2 separate regions of the Mus musculus genome follow, and region 2 is linked to region 1. Evidence: chromatin loops called from intact Hi-C (ENCODE). Cell type or tissue: left cerebral cortex. All regions are shown on one strand. Each heading gives the region's core, and the rest is flanking DNA. Links, peaks and the distances in the headings are about the cores only. Region 1 holds the start of Asf1b (anti-silencing function 1B histone chaperone). Region 2 holds the start of Mir1668 (microRNA 1668).

Region 1 (8,324 bases), core at 70-8,069:
TTCTAACACAGAAATAAAAGACACCACCACACATAGGACTCCTACCACCCCCACAAAAAATAAAGAGGTTAAAATTAAATAAAACTTGCAAGTAGGGTCTGGGGAGATGGCTCAGCATTTTTTTTTTTTTTTTTTTTTTTTTGGTTTTTCCAGACAGGGTTTCTCTGTGTAGCCCCAGATGTCCTGGAACTCACTCTGTAGACCAGGCTGTCCTCGAACTCAGAAATCTGCCTGCCTCTGCCTCCCGAGTGCTGGGATTAAAGGTGTGCGCCACAATGCCTGGCGCATTTCAGAACACTTGCAGAGGACCCAGGTTTGATCCAGAGCACCCACACAGTGGCTCACAACTGTCTCTAATTCCAGTTCAGGTAATCTGACGTCTTCTGGCTTCAGAAAAGGAATCTGGCTAGATGTCTCAGCAGATAAGTGTTTTAAGAACCTGAATTCAGGGGCTGGTGAGATGGGTCAGTGGGTAAGAGCACCCGACTGCTCTTCCGAAGGTCCGGAGTTCAAATCCCAGCAACCACATGGTGGCTCACAACCACCTGTAACAAGATCTGACACCCTCTTCTGGAGTGTCTGAAGACAGCTACAATGTACTTACATATAATAAATAAATAAACCTTTAAAAAAAAAAAAAAAAAAAAAAAAAAAAAAAGAACCTGAATTCAGGGTACTGGAGAGATAGTTCAAGGCTAGAATCCAGTATTGACCTTTAAGATCCAGGTTTGACTCCCAACACCCATGTCGGGAATCTCAAATCAGCTATAGAGGATCAGTTGTCTCTGCCTTCCAGGGGCTCCCATGCATATGCCACCGCCAACATAGACACAAAAATAAAAAAGAAAGGAATGAGGTCACATGTGGAGGTGTACACTTTGAATCCCAGCACTGGGGAGGCAGAGACAAGCAGATCTTTGACTTCAAGGCCCTCCTAGTCTACAGAGTAAGTTCTAGATCAGCCAGAACTATATAGTGAGACCCTGTTTCAAAGAACAAAAAGAAAAGGAAAGAAAACCCCATTACTGAAGAGAATAAGATGGTGGATCCCTGGCTTACTAGACAGCCAGACTACCAGTATTGTAGCTCCAGGCTTTACAGAGACACTGTCTTTTAAGTAGGACAAGGCTAGAGAGACAGCCCATGGTTAAGAGCATTGGCTGCTCTTCTAGAGGCCAGGTAAGATTCCTAACACCTCCATGGAGACTCACAAGCCTGTAACTCAAGTTCTAGAATACCCAACTCCTTCTGAACTATGTGGCTATCAGGCACTCAAGTGGTGGCATAAATACATGTAGACAAAACATACACACAAAAAATAAAATAAAATAAAAATAAAAAGGTGGCCAGGCAGTGGTGGCGCACACCTTTAATCCCAGCACTTGGGAGGCAGAGACAGGCGGATTTCTGAGTTCGAGGCCAGCCTGGTCTACAAAGTGAGTCCCAGGACAGCCAAGACTATACAGAGAAACCCTGTCTGGAAAAAACAAAAAACAAAAAACAAAACAAAACAAAACAAAAAAAGGTGGACAGCAATTGAGAAAGACCACTTGCAGTTTCTCTGGCCCACACCCACAAATTAAACTAAAAAAAAAAATAAATAAATAAAAACAATCTGGACTCAGAACTCAGAGACAAACTTCAATGATAATGCTTCTACTACTATCTGGCTGACTTGGAAAAATCACCCTGCTCCTATTAAAACATGACCAACAGGCTGACTCTAGCCTCGCTGTTCTGGTTCTATAAATAAGGAATAAAAGTAATACTAGGCAATGACCATGCAACCATTTTTAAATGCAAGGAGCACAAACAGACTGATTGAAACCTGATCTCTCAGCATCTGGGAACTGTGAATCCCTTAATCTATCAGCTCCTTATATCTCCTCTTGGCTTCCAAATAAATCGTATTCCACACTGTTACTCTACCTTTTATTTATTTATTTACACCCTGCCTTGTTCCAGTAAGGATTTAACCCAGCTTATTCTATAGTTAGTCATAAGTAGATTCATTTAAACTTAAGGGGTAAGAAACTAGGGAGAGGCTGAGCCACTGACCCACCCCAAGCACACACATAGCAGCTCCAAGTGAACAGGAGTGGCTGGCCTTAACTGAATACCACCAACAGCCACCAAGAGGCACTAGTTGCCACAGCCTAGGCTCTCAGAGCTCCACCTCCTCAGCTGCTACATCCTTTCAACACTCAGTAGAGAAATGGTCTCGTGGAGTGTTGAAAGCAGGTCCTCTGAAAACAGGACTTGCCTTTTGCTGGGGAGCTGAGAATCCAAAGTGACTTCACAGTTTACATGTTCATGGATTTATTTGAAAGTCTTTTGCTCTTTATGGCTCTTGTTCTCTCATCTGTGTGATGAGAGCCATGTCCACCTTTATGTCCCACAGATGAATTAAGTCATTCTGTGAAAGATCCACAAAAGCCCGTGGCCTCCCAGTTGATGGAAGTTGGATCCCATCCCTGTTTGGTCAGTCCACCCACTCCCCAGACAAGGTCAGCCCATCAAAAGGGATGAGGGGTTCCTTGCACTGAGTTAGCTGGCAGCTAGTAGAAATCTCAGAAACTGGAAGAGGCCTGCCTGGCTGTGGCACCCCTCACCTCAGGACATTCACCCAGACCAGGAGCTGGGGAGACCAAGTTACCTACAAAGCCTGGAGTCAGAAGCCCCCATCTCTCCTCAGAGGGAGCTCAGACATAGGATCTGGGACTAACCTAAAGGAAGAAGGCTTATAGGCAACACCATGTTGTTACGGTTGGCAAGCAGGAGTTGTGGGGGACAAATCTGGAGTTGTCTGGGGAGGGGGTTTTTGGGAGCCATGGGGTGAAGAAGGTCTTGACATGGGCGGACAGGGCAACAGAAGAGTCTGGCTGCTTTGTAGGAAAAGATACCCACAAGGAAAAGGGGGGGGGACGGGACTGGAGGTTGGGATTCCATAGGACACGTGGATGGTTTCTTAGGAGGAAGGGCATCAACGCGGGGTCTAGCCATAGGGAAAAGGCGTGGCTGCGGGTCTCCAGGGAAAGCGTACAAGGACAAGCGGTGCAAGACGAAGGGTGACGAGGCCTCCACCAGACAATGTACACTGGACAGAGCCGGCTCCACCGAGAGACCGGAGCTGGGCCATGGAGGCGTATCTAATGGGAGATCTAGTTGGCCCCGGGAGATTGGGGGTGGCGAAACCCCGAGGGCAGGAGGGTCTGGGGTCCCCGGCTCAGGCCCGGCCTCACCGTCAGACAGGGCCTCACTGCATTCGAAGCTGATCTCGAACCGGAAGGGGCTGTGGAAAGGGCTCGGGTTCTCCAGCACAGCCACATTCAGCACCGACACCTTGGCCATCACCGCGCCCGGGAGCCGCAGCTGCTGTGGAGACTTCTTCACAGTGACTTGCGACAGAGAAGAAGGGGGGGACGACAGGACGGAAACCTCCCTGCGTCTCCCAACTCTTCCCTCTGAAGCGCTCCTCCGCTCAGCGCGCTCCCTTCAAATAGCCGGCTCCGCCTTCCAGCCAATCGCCGCTAAGGACCGATGACGGCGCGAGCCATCAGCCAATCTCGAGGCGTCTTCAGGCGCGCGCCTGGACCCTCAGACCAATCAGAGAAGCTCCCTCTTCACGGGCCCCAGGAGGCGGAACGTTAATCTCTTAGCTTCGTAAAGGTCTATCGGGAACCAATCCCTGGAGTCTCCGACTGGAATAGCTCGCTCCGGGGTGGGCGGAGTTAGAGCGCGGAACTTCTCTTGTCCAATCCCAAGGGTTACCGCACCGGCATCCCCCGCCCCTCGTTCCGCTTTTCCGGTAGACGCACCTCACAGAGAGCAGCGCCACCAACGGCCGAACGGTGGCGCGCGACTCTCACTAAAACGCGCTGAGAAGACGGCACTCGCACTCGCAGTGATTGAGTATCGATCGTGGGCGTGGCCGTAAGCGGGTTTCTGAGACGTGATTGGCTATTATGGTGGGCGTGAGGAACGCCGGGCTGGAGAGCTGTGGAAATCGCACACCCTCACAGTGAAAAGCTTTAAGGAGGAGAGAGTGGCCTGGGCGGTTTAGGCGGCTGTCAGCAGGTGAGCGTTTCTGGGGACTACCCTGAGGGGTTCCTACCTTTGAAAATCATGGTCGAGGAGACTGTCGAGAAGGTTTAGATCACCCCTGAGACAAGATGGCGTAGCGATGAGAGGGGATACAGGATCGAGTCTCAGTCCGAAGGGAGTTCTGGTTCGTGGACAGACCAGGGTTTGAATCCTGCCTCTGCACTCTGTCTTTCAGCCCGGGCTCGGTGACGCACGCTTTTTATCCCAGCACACGGGAGGCAGAGGCAGGTGGACCTGTGAGTTCGAGGCCAGCCTGGTCTGCAGAGCAAGTTCTAGGACAGCCAGGGCTACACAGAGAAACCCTGATCCAAAACCAAACCAGTTAACTGCCGCTGTCTGTGAAACTTACCTTTTCTCCTTACTTTCTGGTTCTTTATACCCTGTCATAGCTTCTTACACAACCTTTACCAATCACATCTTTTAAAGGTTAAAACAAAATGGAAAGGTAGATGCGTGCCATTAATCTCAGGACTCAGAGGTAGGCAGACTTCTGTGGGCCAGCCTGATCTACACAGTGAGTTTGGGGAAGTAAGTAAATTAGTTTTCATACTTGGCCAATGCAAAAAGGCCAAGAAGCAATGAATATGATTTTTAATAGACACTTAACTAAATAGGACAAAAATAATCATTTCAAATATGACCATTCTAAAAACACCAATGAGCTATCCTGCACCTTTTTACTCATTGAGAAGTCTTTGGGATCCTGTATGTGTTTCACATTTCAAACAGGTCTGTAACCTAGCATGGGACTGTCCACTTTTATTTGAAAGAGGTATCTGACCTTTTATATTTCACAAAATTTATAGTTGAAAATGTAAGGGGCTGGTGAGATGGCTCAGCAGGTAAGAGCACCCGACTGCTCTTCTGAAGGTCCTGAGTTCAAATCCCAGCAACCACATGGTGGCTTACAACCATCTGTAACAAGATCTGACTCCCTCTTCTGGTGTGTCTGAAGACAGCTACAGTGTACTTACATATAATAAATAAATAAATATTAAAAAAAAAAAGAAAATGTAAGCCAGTAATTTCAGCACTTAGGAGGCAGGTTAGGAGTTCAAGGCCATTCTTGTGAGATGAGGAATTTGAGGGCTAGAGAAGTGGTTCAGTGCTTTAAGAGTATACTGCTCTTGCAGAGGACCTGACTTCCAACCCGCTCTAGCTTCAAAGGATCTGATACCGTCCTCTGGTCTCTGTAAGCATCTGCACTCATATTGTTTAAGTATATAATATTTAAGAATATATATTCTTAGCTGGGCGTGGTGGTGCACGCCTTTAATCCCAGCACTCGGGAGGCAGAGGCAGGCAGATTTCTGAGTTCGAGGCCAGCCTGGTCTACAAAGTGAGTTCCAGGACAGCCAAGGCTATACAGAGAAACCCTGTCTCGAAAAACCAAAAAAAAAAAAAAAAAAAAAAGAATATATATCCTTATTATTTAAGGATTTTTATTTTAATGCTGGAACAATTATTCAGCAATTAAGAGGCAGGCAGATCTCTGTGAGTTTGAGACCAGCCTTGTCTACAGATTGAGTTCCAGGACAGCCAGACAACATAGAGAGACACTGTCTTGAAACAACAACAACAACAAAAACAATAAAACAAAACCCAAACAAGAAACCCCAGAGGACCCAAGTTTGGTTTCCAGCCTACAGGTGGCATGGCAACTCACAATCGTCTATAGATAGCTTCAGCTCCAGGGGATCCAAAACTCTCTTCTTACCATTGATTACACTAGGCAGTCATGTGCTGTGCATACATATAGCCAAGCAAAACAATAGTACATAAAAATAAATGAATCTTTAGAAAAACAGCTGGGTGTAGTGGCACACTCCTTTAATCTCAGCATTCAAGAGGCAGAAGCAGAAAGATCTCTGTGAGTTTGAGAACTCCTGACATTCCAGGACAACCAGCTATACACAGTGCCCCCACCCCAAAAGAACAAAAAAGGAAAAAGAAACTATGGGTTCATGTACTTCAATCCCAACTGTTCCCAAGTATGGTGGTTCAAATGAGAATGGCTCCCATATGCTTGTATATTTGAGTGCCTGGCTCCTAGATGGTGGAACTGTTTAAGAAGGCTCAGGATGTGTGGTCTTTTTGGAGGTGGTGTATCACTAGGAACAGGTTTTCTCTCTGTATGTTCTCTGCCTCCTGCTTGTGACTCAGGATGTGAGCTCCCAGCTCTTCCTACCACCATGCTTCTACTCCCACCATCATGGACTCTAAGCCAAATTAAATTTTTGTTTATAAATTGCCTTTGTTGTGTTTCTCAGCAACAGAAAAGTTAACTAAAACAACTACATCTTTAAAAGCTCGCCTGCCAGTCAGTTGGTCTGTCCGTTGATGGTGCACACCTTTATTCCCAGCACTTAGGAGGCATATGCATGTGAATCTCTGAGTTTGAAGCCAGCCTGGTCTACAGAGCAAGTTCCAGGGCAGCCTGGGCTACACAGAGAAATCCTGACTCTGGAAAAGGGGGGCAATTTAGCCCCAGAACTGAAATGAAGTAGTTAGGTCTTAGCACTTGAGAAGATAAAGATAGGATTGTACACAATTTTGAGGCCAGCCTGAACTATATAGTAATGCATTGTCTCAGAAAGTAAGATGAATTAATGATGGAGTTGCCATATATTTCCTAGACATAAGCCAAGTTTGTTCCTCTCTGTTTGCATTGTGGGCTACTTTATCCCTCCACCCATCCTCTTCATACCCCAGCAAAGCTTATTAGCCACAATACTCTGGTACTTATAAAGCAAGTCCTGTCCATTTCATTCTTGGTACAGCTAGCTGAATGACCTTCAGCCATAAACCAGATCATGTTATTATTCTGCTTAAAACCTTCAAAGGCTTATCCTGCTTAGAATGAAACCTAAGATCTTTACTATGGTTCAAGAGGCCCTTCATGGTGGCCCTGGCTAACCTCACCACCCTCATTGTCCAGTTTCCTGTCACTACTCAAAACCTTGCTGGCTTTATTTCTTCTCTTTCAACACCAGTCTGATGTCCTGCTTTGGGGCTTCGCACTTACTGTTCCCTTTGCGTAGATTATGTTTTCCCTGGGTAATCACTTGCTGTCTCATCTCCACTATCAGGAATGTCCTCAGAAGGTTCCTCAGACCACCTTATCTCATATGGTCCTTCTTATTTTTATACTCTGGATCTACTACTCGTTAGTCTCATAGGCTACTCACATCCTCTTTGTGCCTTAGTTTTCTCATGTATATTGCATTTATTAGATACTTTTAAAAATATATGTATGAGTGTTTTTTCTACATGTATGTCTCTGTAGCAGGCTTGGTACACAAAGAAGCCAGAAGAGCATGTCAGATCTCTTGGAAGTGGGAGTTTCAGATGACTGTGAACTGTATTGTGAGCGCTGAGAATTGAGCCAGGGTCCTATACATCAAGCCATCTTTCCAGCCCCTGTTTATTTTTATTTGTGTGCTCGAATGCAGAAGTCAGAGGACAAATTGTAGAAACTGGCTCCCAGGGATCCAACTCAGGCCATCAGGAAAGTGCCATTATTCACCAAACCATTGCAACAATTCTGTGTGTGTGTGTGTGTTATGAGTATTTTACCTGTATATATGCCTACATATCACTTTGTGTGCCTGGTGCCTACAGAGGACAGATGAGGGCACTAGATCCTCTGGAAATGGAGCTGAAAACAGCTGTGAGCTACCATATGAGTGCTAAAAACAATCTCTGCAAGAGCACCAAGTGCTCACACCCAGTACCCACTGAGCCAGCTCTCCAGCCCTGCCAGCCTGTTTTTTTTTTTTTTTTGACACAAGGTTTTACTTTGTAGAGGCTATCACATCTGAGGACCCTCACCATCTCCTAGTTATGGGGAATGGAATCCTAGTCCTTTGGTTTGCTAGGCAAGCACTCTACAATGAGCTACAGCTGCAGAACTTTGTTAGTTTTGAACTGGGCTTTGTCTTATTATTATTATTATTATTTTCTGATTGAAAACAGAAATCTGGGCTGGTGAGATGGCTCAGCAGGTTAAGAGCACTGACTGCTCTTCCGAAGGTCCTGAGTTCAAATACCAGCAACCACATGGTGACTCACAACCACCTGTAATGAAATCTGACACCCTCTACTGGTGTGTCTGAAGACAGCTACAGTGTACTTATGTAAAATAATAAAATAAATCTTTGGGCCAGAGCAAGCAGCGACTAAGTGAGCAGAGTTGACAGGAGCAAGCAGGGCTGACTGGA
Region 2 (8,273 bases), core at 1-8,000, 230 kb after region 1:
CCCAGACTCTCTTGAGATTCTCTGTTGAAGTCCAGAATCTGCTCCGTGACTTCAATCCAGCCACGGTCAACTACACCATCCAGGTGAGGGAGACACTTGGGACCCTGGTGCATCGTGGAACATGTCACAGGCTTCAGGGCAGACTGACAGCATTCTATCCGTCCGAGCAGTATTTCTGGTTTGGGGCACATGGATCTGACATGTGCAGCCATGTGTGTGGCTACTACACAAGGGTTATAATGGCAGTGACTGGGGCAGTTAAGATTGGAATTAAGCAGAGCATGATGGCCCACTCTGCTTGGGGCCTTAAGAAGGATCTCAAGTTCCTGAGTTAGACATCGATGACATGCCTGTGACTCCAGCAGGTAGAGGCAGGAAGAGCAGAAGCCCAAGGTCATAATGGAAGAGCACCAGTCTAGAATCCCCAGTGAGGGCTGGGGGGGGGCATGGCTCAGCAGAGCCTTGGCAGTCCCTGTGCCTACTGTTGTTTACGTGCTGTTGTGACATGCAGATGCACAGGGTCATAAACTTCACCTCCTTGTTTTCTGGCTACTGTGTAAGTCTTACTGCATCCCGCCAGCTGACTCCCCAGGGAGCCCGCGTGGCTCTCCAGTGTCTGCTGGTAGGCAGAGTGGTCAGGGTCCTTCATTTAGTTTCTGTGGTTCAAAACCTTAGCAACTCTGTCACTCATTACCCCAGAAACTCATCGAGGCTGTGGACAAGCTGCTGGAAGACCCCATGGAGACTGAAACCCAACAAGTAGCTGCCCAGTTGCTCTCGAACCTGGAACAAAGCCTTCGGACCTTGGCTCAGTTTTTACCCAAAGGCCCCTTCACCTACACGTCCCCTTCAAATACTGGTAAGCCTTCTTCCTGCCCCACCCCAGGAACCATCCTTGGTTCCCCCAATCATGTCCCTGTCTCTTCAGAACTGTCCCTGATGGTGAAGGAGCAAGACAACAAAGATGTTACCACAGTGCACCACGGCCAAACTTGGATGGAGCTGGACTGGGCTGTGACAGCTGGAGCCAAAATCTCAGAAAATGGTAGGGGTCCAGAGAGGGCGCCTGCCAGGGAAACCAGGGTGAGGTCTGGAGAGGACAGGGAGACACCAGCCCACTGGGAGGAGTACAGAGAGGGGACAGGAGTTGAGCCTTCATGTCTGCCCCCAGGCTCCTCGGTGGCAGGCATCCTGTCCAGCCCAAACATGGAAAAGCTGCTGGGCAACACCCCGCTGAACTTGGAGCAGAGAAGGGCCTCCTTGGAGGACTTCTATGGAAGCCCGATTCCGAGTGTCTCACTTAAGCTTCTCTCAAACATCAATTCTGTCTTCCTGACCAACACGAACACTGAAAAGCTCGCCTCGAATGTCACGTTCAAGTTCGACTTTACTTCTGTGAGTCCTCCAACTGGAGAGAGGGGAGGGGTGGGGATGCTCTGTGGCTCACCCCCTAACCAAAGTCAAAAGTCAGGGCAGCGCCTCTTGACCTACATGGTACGAGAGAACTAACTCCCAAAGTTATTCTGACTCCTTCCTCCAACACACACACAAAATAAATGTAATAAAAAACACTAAAAATACATAAAAAATTTAAAATCACAGCTGTGGGGTGTGTGTGGTGACACATGCTTTTAATTCTAGTACTTGGGAGGCTCTCTGAGTTTGAGGCCAGCATGGTCTACAGAAATTCAGGATAAAGCTCATAAAGACTCTGTCCCAAAAAATAAAACAGCAAAAAACAAAACTAAATAGATAAAAAAAGAAATAAAATCTGAGCTGGGTGTTGTGGCACAGACATTTTCCTCTCAATTGCTGGGAGGCAGGAAATTCAAGGTTCAAAGCCTGCCTGGAGTGAAGTTAAGGCCCACCTGAGCAACTTGGCAAGACCTTGTTTTCAAACTCAGTGCTACAGTTGGTTGGCATTCAGAAAGTCCCTGGGTTCAGCCCCTAGTACTGCTGAATTGAATGAATGAATGAGCAAACAGATAAGTAACTGTGAGGCAAGGCCAGTAGTTGACTCAATGGTGGAATGCTTACCTGGCATGGTAAGGTTTGGTCTTCAGTATCATAAAATGTTTTAAAAGGGGTGGGGAGATGGCTCAGTGGTTAAGAGCACTGATTGCTCTTCCAGAGGTCGTGAGTTCAATTCCCAGCTCCCACGGTTTCACCAAACCTTAATTTAATTCCCAGCCTGAGTTGGGACCTACATGGTAGTAGAAACCAGTTTTTTTTTCCATATTTTTTATTGGGTATTTATTTCAATTACATTTCCAATGCTATCCCAAAAGTCCCCCACACACTCCCCCACCCATTCCCCTACCCACCCACTCCCACTTCTTGGCCCTGGTGTTCCCCTGTACTGAGGCATATAAAGTTTTCACGACCAATGGGCCTCTCTTTCCACTGATAGCCGACTAGGCCATCTTCTGATTCATATGCAGCTAGAGACACGAGCTCCAGGGGTTATTGGATAGTTCATATTGTTGTTCCTCCTATAGGATTGCAGATCCCTTCAGCAGCTTGAGTACTTTCCCTAGCTCCTTCATTGGGGGCCCGTGATCCATCCAATAGCTGACTATGAGCATCCACTTCTGTGTTTGCCAGGCCCTGGCATAGTCTCACAAGAGACAGCCATATCTGGGTCCTTCTAACAAAATCTTGCTAGTGTATGCAATGGTGTCAGCGTGTGGAAGCTGATTATGGGATGGATCCCTGGATATGGCAGTTTCTAGATGGTCCATCTTTTCGTCTCAGCTCCAAACTTTGTCTCTGTAACTCTTTGCTGTTTGAGGCAGCCTGGAGTGTATGAGATAGTATACATAGACTGAGGACATCCAATAAACCTAGTTTTTGTTTTTAAATTACAATCTGTAGGCAACCATTCCCGCTGGCTCTTTTAATTTCCTTGGCATTTATTACCTGCTACTGCTTGTGATGTTTCAGCTCAGGGCAAGGGCTGGTGTCCTGTTGTTCAGTTGCTGGCTCCTCATGCTCTCTGAGCACAAAGTAGATACTTATGTAGCCAAAAGCAAGGTTCTCAGCTCCCCCAGACTGGCCCTAAGTGTGCTCAAAGTGTGCTTCCGACACCCTCACCACCTATCTGCCCACAGGTGGAGTCAATTGAGCCACGTCATGAGCTGATATGTGCCTTCTGGAAAGCCCACAACGGGAATGGGTACTGGGACACCGACGGCTGCTCAATGAATGGCACTGGCTTCTGCCACTGCAACCACCTGACCAGCTTTGCCATCCTAATGGCTCAGTACCATGTGCAGGTAAGCGGTAAGCTCTAGACCCACAGGTAGCCAGGTGTGCTAGGCAGGAGCATGGTCTCCACTCAAGGGTGTTGTTCAAGCAGGCTCCTTTGGATGGCCCCATGCCTTGCTTTTTAGCTCCTCCCCTGGAATCCTCTTTATGACCCAGTAGCTGATGGATGCAGGCCTCTTGTCTGAGTCACTGCACAACTGTCAAGAACTGCTAAAAGCACACCAGTCTGGGCAGATGAGATGGGTCAGTGAGTAAAGGTGCCTGCAGGTAGCCAACCTAATAACCCGAGTTCCATCTCCAGAAAGCACAGTGACAACAGATACTTCACCCGGCAACCCTCCTCCCCTGCAAATAAAAGGCCCTGTGTAGATTGTTCCAGGTAGTGTAGCTTCCTGAACATGGCTATTACCTGGGCCACATGGTCAGCTTGAATTAGCCAGTTGGCCCTGTAGTCCAAGACAGGATGCAGGATCATAGGTAGGAGGGGTGTGAGGGCACACCACTCATCCTGGTTGCCTGCTCCTAGGACCCAAGGCTGGAATTGATCACCAAGGTGGGGCTGTTGTTGTCCCTGATCTGCCTGCTGCTGTGCATCCTGACCTTCCTGCTGGTGAAGCCCATCCAGAGCTCTCGAACCATGGTGCACCTGCACCTGTGCATCTGCCTCTTCCTGGGCTCAATCATATTCCTGGTCGGCGTGGAGAATGAAGGGGGTGAGGTAAGTTCCAGAGCATGGAGTTAAGTCCTAGGAGTAAGGCCCAGCTGGGGCTCAGTGTGGAGCCAGAACCTGATGGAGCCCCGCTGCTGGGGCATGAGGCTTTGAAGCCCAGTGGTCCTACCGGGCACTGATTCTTCCTAACTCTCCATCCCACAGGTGGGCCTGCGCTGCCGCCTGGTGGCCGTGATGCTGCATTTCTGCTTCCTGGCCGCCTTCTGCTGGATGGCACTGGAGGGCGTGGAGCTCTACTTCCTGGTGGTGCGTGTGTTCCAGGGCCAAGGCCTGAGTACATGGCAACGCTGCCTGATTGGCTACGGGGTGCCCCTCCTCATCGTGGCCATCTCAATGGCAGTTGTCAAAATGGATGGCTATGGGCATGCAACATAGTGAGTGTACTGAAGTGAGGCCCAGGCTGGGCGGGGCCAGGGCTGGGGCACTGACTGATGGGGCACCTTCTCCTCCCCAAGCTGCTGGCTGGACTTTAGGAAGCAGGGCTTTCTCTGGAGCTTTTCGGGACCCGTGGCCTTCATCATTTTCGTAAGTACTCTCTGGGCACTGGAGGCCTGAGCAGCCAGACTGCTAACTCCTTGCAGCCCTATAACCCGAGACCATGATCCCCACTCAGTGCAATGCTGCCATTTTCGTGATCACTGTCTGGAAGCTCACAAAGAAGTTTTCTGAAATCAACCCAAACATGAAGAAGTTAAGGAAGGCGAGGTGAGAGGGGCAGGGAAGGAGGCTTTGGGGCAAGGGCTGGAGACCGGGCTGTTTGCTACAGTTGTCCACCCCCACAGGGTGCTGACCATCACCTCCATCGCCCAGCTCCTTGTGCTGGGCTGCACCTGGGGCTTCGGCCTGTTCCTCTTCAACCCCCATAGCACATGGCTATCCTACATCTTTACCCTGCTCAACTGCCTGCAGGGCCTATTCCTCTATGTGATGCTCTGCCTGCTCAACAAAAAGGTAGGCTGACCAGAGCTGGCTATGGAAGAGCCCAGGGTGGGAGGAGGCAGGGCCAGGCCTGAGTCCCTAGCCCAGCTCCTTTTTTCCCCATAACCTGGTGCCTTGTGTTCACAGGTGAGGGAAGAGTACTGGAAATGGGCCTGCATGGTCACTGGGAGCAAGTACACAGAGTTCAACTCTTCCACAACAGGCACTGGCACCAGCCAAACACGGGTAAGGGGCTGGCCTGCAGTGGGGCTGGGAGGGCAGGCCTAGGTGAGCTCAGCCTCAAAGGCCTCCTTCTCTGCAGGCTCTCAGGTCCTCAGAATCAGGGATGTGAAGGCGAGTTCCATGAAGGACAGCAGCACATACTCACGGCTGTCATTCTGCCTTCTGTTCCTGCCACCTTTCGGCCTTTGACCCCACTTCATATAAAGAAGGGATGCAAACCCAGCAATGAGCCCTGCCACGGGGCAAGGGGTCGCTGGTCCTGCTTCTGGTTGTCTCTGCCTCACCACAGCTACTGCCTACCAGAGAAACAGAATGCAGCCAGCCCAGACCTGCAGCCCACTGCCTGGTACACGAGGCAGGCAGTCCTAGGACAAAGGGAAGAGCCCTTGAGACCTGGGCTCTTTGCCAGGGTGCTGGGTTCAGTTTCCTTAAGCTAAGACTGTGGATGCCACGTCAGCCACTGAAGCCCGCCTGCTGCTGAGGCTCACGGTACAGAGGCCTCGCTGCTCCACATCCAGGGCAGAAGGTCTCACAGCTAAAGACTAGGTTTTGTAATTTTTTTAACCTGTAAACCTTTCAATGTTGACACACAAAATTAAATATCATATTGATAAAAAAGATGGCACGTTTGCTGGTGAGAAGTTTGCTGGCTTGACCCAACCCCATGAGATGTTGACCGAAAGGGATGGGGCTGGAGCCATGCATTCACAATAAAAGTTTATTCTTACATCACTAAAGCTTTGGAACAATAAAAAGAGACATCGATTTGTCACCTAGAAAGAGGTTCTGAAGCAGCAGGTGGGAAAGAGAGTGGCCATGTTGCCCTGGCTACACATACGGTTACCGGCTCTGCTCAACTGTAAAGACAAGAAAGACACAGTGAGTGAGGATAGAGGGCCTTTGCTCCTGAAGCCCCGCTCCTGCCCTGAGTGGCTCCAGGTACTCACTGTATGTGGAGATATCTATTTCCTCTGGAAGCTCAGCTACATTCACTTCAAACCGGTCCTGAACATCATTAAGGATTTTGGCATCATTTTCATCCGATACAAAAGTGACTGCCAGGCCCTTGGTACCAAAGCGACCAGCACGAGCCACCTGCAGAGAGATGGTCAGGAGACAGTCACTCCTGAGGATCTGAGAAGGGTGGGGGAGGTCCTGAGCCCGCCCACACTGGGAGGAGGCGCTCACTCGGTGAAGGTAGGTGTCTGAGTCCTCTGGCATGTCATAGTTGAAGACAATGTTGACTCGCTCAATGTCCATACCTCTGCCAAACAGATTAGTAGCCACCAGGATTCGTCGCTGGAAGTCCTTGAACTGCTGGTATCGGGACAGGCTAGAGCGGGAGACAAGCAGAGGCATTAAACCCGAGTCCCAGGTGTGAGCAGCCTTGGCCCTGGTGGACATCACTCACTCATGCACTCACCGCTCCTCCTGGGCCATGCCTCGGTGAATAGCGATAGCTGGGAAATTCTGCTCCACTAGGAGCTGGGCCAGGGCCATGCAGCGTTGCACAGACTTGACAAAGATCACCACCTGAAGAAGAAGGGTGTTTAGGCGCATAGATAATCACCCCACAGGCCCATATCTTGGTGTGGAAGGAAGGAAGGAAGGAAGCATCACCTGGTTAAACTCTAGCACGTCGAGGAGGTCGAAGAGCTTACGGTTCTTCTCACTGTCCTTGAGCTTGACGTAATACTGCTGCAGCCCATGCAGTGTGAGCTTGGTCTCGTCGTCCACAAACACCTCCATAGGCTGTGTGGGGAGGGAAGCAGGAAGGGGCGAGTAGGGCTCACTTCTGGGCGTCTCATGTGCCCGGAACCTTCCAGAGAGCAGCTCCTCTGTATTGATGATTCCCAGAGGGCCTGTTGCACCCAACCTCAGTAAACAATTCTCTCCCAAAAGCCGGATGTAAGCTCTGCCTCTGGCTCAGGTGTGGACCACTCAGCTCCCAGTTTGACAAACCAGGGGAAGGAAGGAGGCCGGCGAAGCCTCCTAGCATCCTCCAGGCCATGAGAGCAGTGTGCTTGTCGCAGAGTGGCCCAGCCCATCAGAGAGGGCCAAAGCTGCTGCGCTGAGGTGTTGGCCACGGTGGGCAGGCAGCCAGCCAGCTGGGGCGTCACCCTACTCACATCCTGCATGAACTTCCTGCAGACTGGCCGGATCTCCTTGCTCAGGGTGGCGCTGAACATCATACACTGCTTCTCGTGGGGTGTCAGACGAAAGATCTCCTGTACATCCCGGCGCATGTCTGGATGGGATGCCAACAAATCGCAAGCCTGAGTGTCTTGTCTGACTGAGCAGACCCACAGCAGAGAGGAACCAGCCCTTCCCAACCTGGACCGGACAACACTGGCACCATAGCCGTGGTGGAGTGGGCCCAGGGGTGTCCCCGCTGCCTGAGGGGCTGGGCTCGGATGGGCGGGAGCGCAAGCATGGGAGGAGCTGCGGTCCACTTACTCGCTGCCAGCATGGAGCGGCTGCCAGTGCGCCTTGAGCCACGCTTCAGGAAAGGGAGCCTGAGGCAGAGACAGCCACTGGCGTGAGAGCTGCAGCTGCTTCCCAGGACACATGCCCATCTCTCCCAGCCCCTGATGGTGGCTGAGGCCACTCTACTCCTCTAGATTCCCTAAAGGGCTGGCAGCTCATGGGGCCTAGGGTCCAGAAGCAGCACATACTCTGTAACCTCAGAATTCCCCTTAGGCTTCTCCTAGAAACCCTGAGTTCTGGCCACCCATGTGACCCACTATAAGAGCCACCTCTGCCTGCCCTATCAGGCCCCCTAGAAAACGGCTGTGACTCTATGAGTGGGAAACCAGCTGGACAGGACAGTAGGATGCTCACCCAGCTGTTCCAGCATCTTGTCACATTCATCTAGCACAAAGTGCTTCACATTCCTCAGGTTGAGGCTCCTGCTCCGCACAAGTGCCAGGATCCGGCCTGGTGTCCCCACCACAACATGAGGACAGTTCTTCTTCAACACATCTTCATCCTTCTTAATGGAGAGGCCTCCAAAGAACACAGAAACCTATGGGGACAGAAAGAAAGCTGTTTCCACCATCTGGGGGCAGTGATCCTTACAGCATAGGTCCCACCCATCCTGAGGGGACCTGACACT

Evidence for each region. A loop is a pair of places that touch in the nucleus more often than their neighbours do. Peaks named below come from ENCODE experiments on the same cell type or tissue, not always from the same donor. Only the 100,000 strongest peaks of a DNase experiment are listed, where the experiment ranks them.
Region 2: it touches region 1 in a loop (4-fold over the local background); 10 of 42 quality-filtered maps call a loop at or near these places.

The regions. Positions count from the first base shown.
Region 1 is chr8:83,950,856-83,959,179 of GRCm38, reverse strand. It overlaps Asf1b (anti-silencing function 1B histone chaperone), which reads right to left and starts at 3,486. Exons shown (of 4, transcript NM_024184.2): 1 at 3,243-3,486. The coding sequence starts at 3,351. Gm10644 (predicted gene 10644) reads left to right here and starts at 3,847. Exons shown (of 5, transcript NR_169070.1): 1 at 3,847-4,077. In left cerebral cortex, for the core only: CTCF peaks have their summits at 2,141, 3,652, 3,859 and 5,032 (motif pointing left); DNase peaks (open chromatin) are centred at 2,153 and 3,698; H3K4me3 peaks cover 1,327 bases; H3K27ac peaks cover 323 bases.
Region 2 is chr8:83,720,867-83,729,139 of GRCm38, reverse strand. It overlaps Ddx39a (DEAD box helicase 39a), which reads right to left. Exons shown (of 11, transcript NM_197982.3): 5 at 8,000-8,183; 6 at 7,288-7,406; 7 at 6,779-6,910; 8 at 6,582-6,691; 9 at 6,347-6,491; 10 at 6,106-6,253; 11 at 5,789-6,015. The coding sequence ends at 5,999. It overlaps Adgre5 (adhesion G protein-coupled receptor E5), which reads left to right. Exons shown (of 20, transcript NM_011925.2): 9 at 6-83; 10 at 700-859; 11 at 929-1,045; 12 at 1,172-1,395; 13 at 3,111-3,275; 14 at 3,794-3,985; 15 at 4,142-4,371; 16 at 4,453-4,522; 17 at 4,611-4,702; 18 at 4,780-4,948; 19 at 5,063-5,161; 20 at 5,238-5,889. The coding sequence ends at 5,267. Mir1668 (microRNA 1668) reads left to right here and starts at 5,156; the gene lies at 5,156-5,262. In left cerebral cortex, for the core only: a CTCF peak has its summit at 4,163 (motif pointing left); a DNase peak (open chromatin) is centred at 4,192.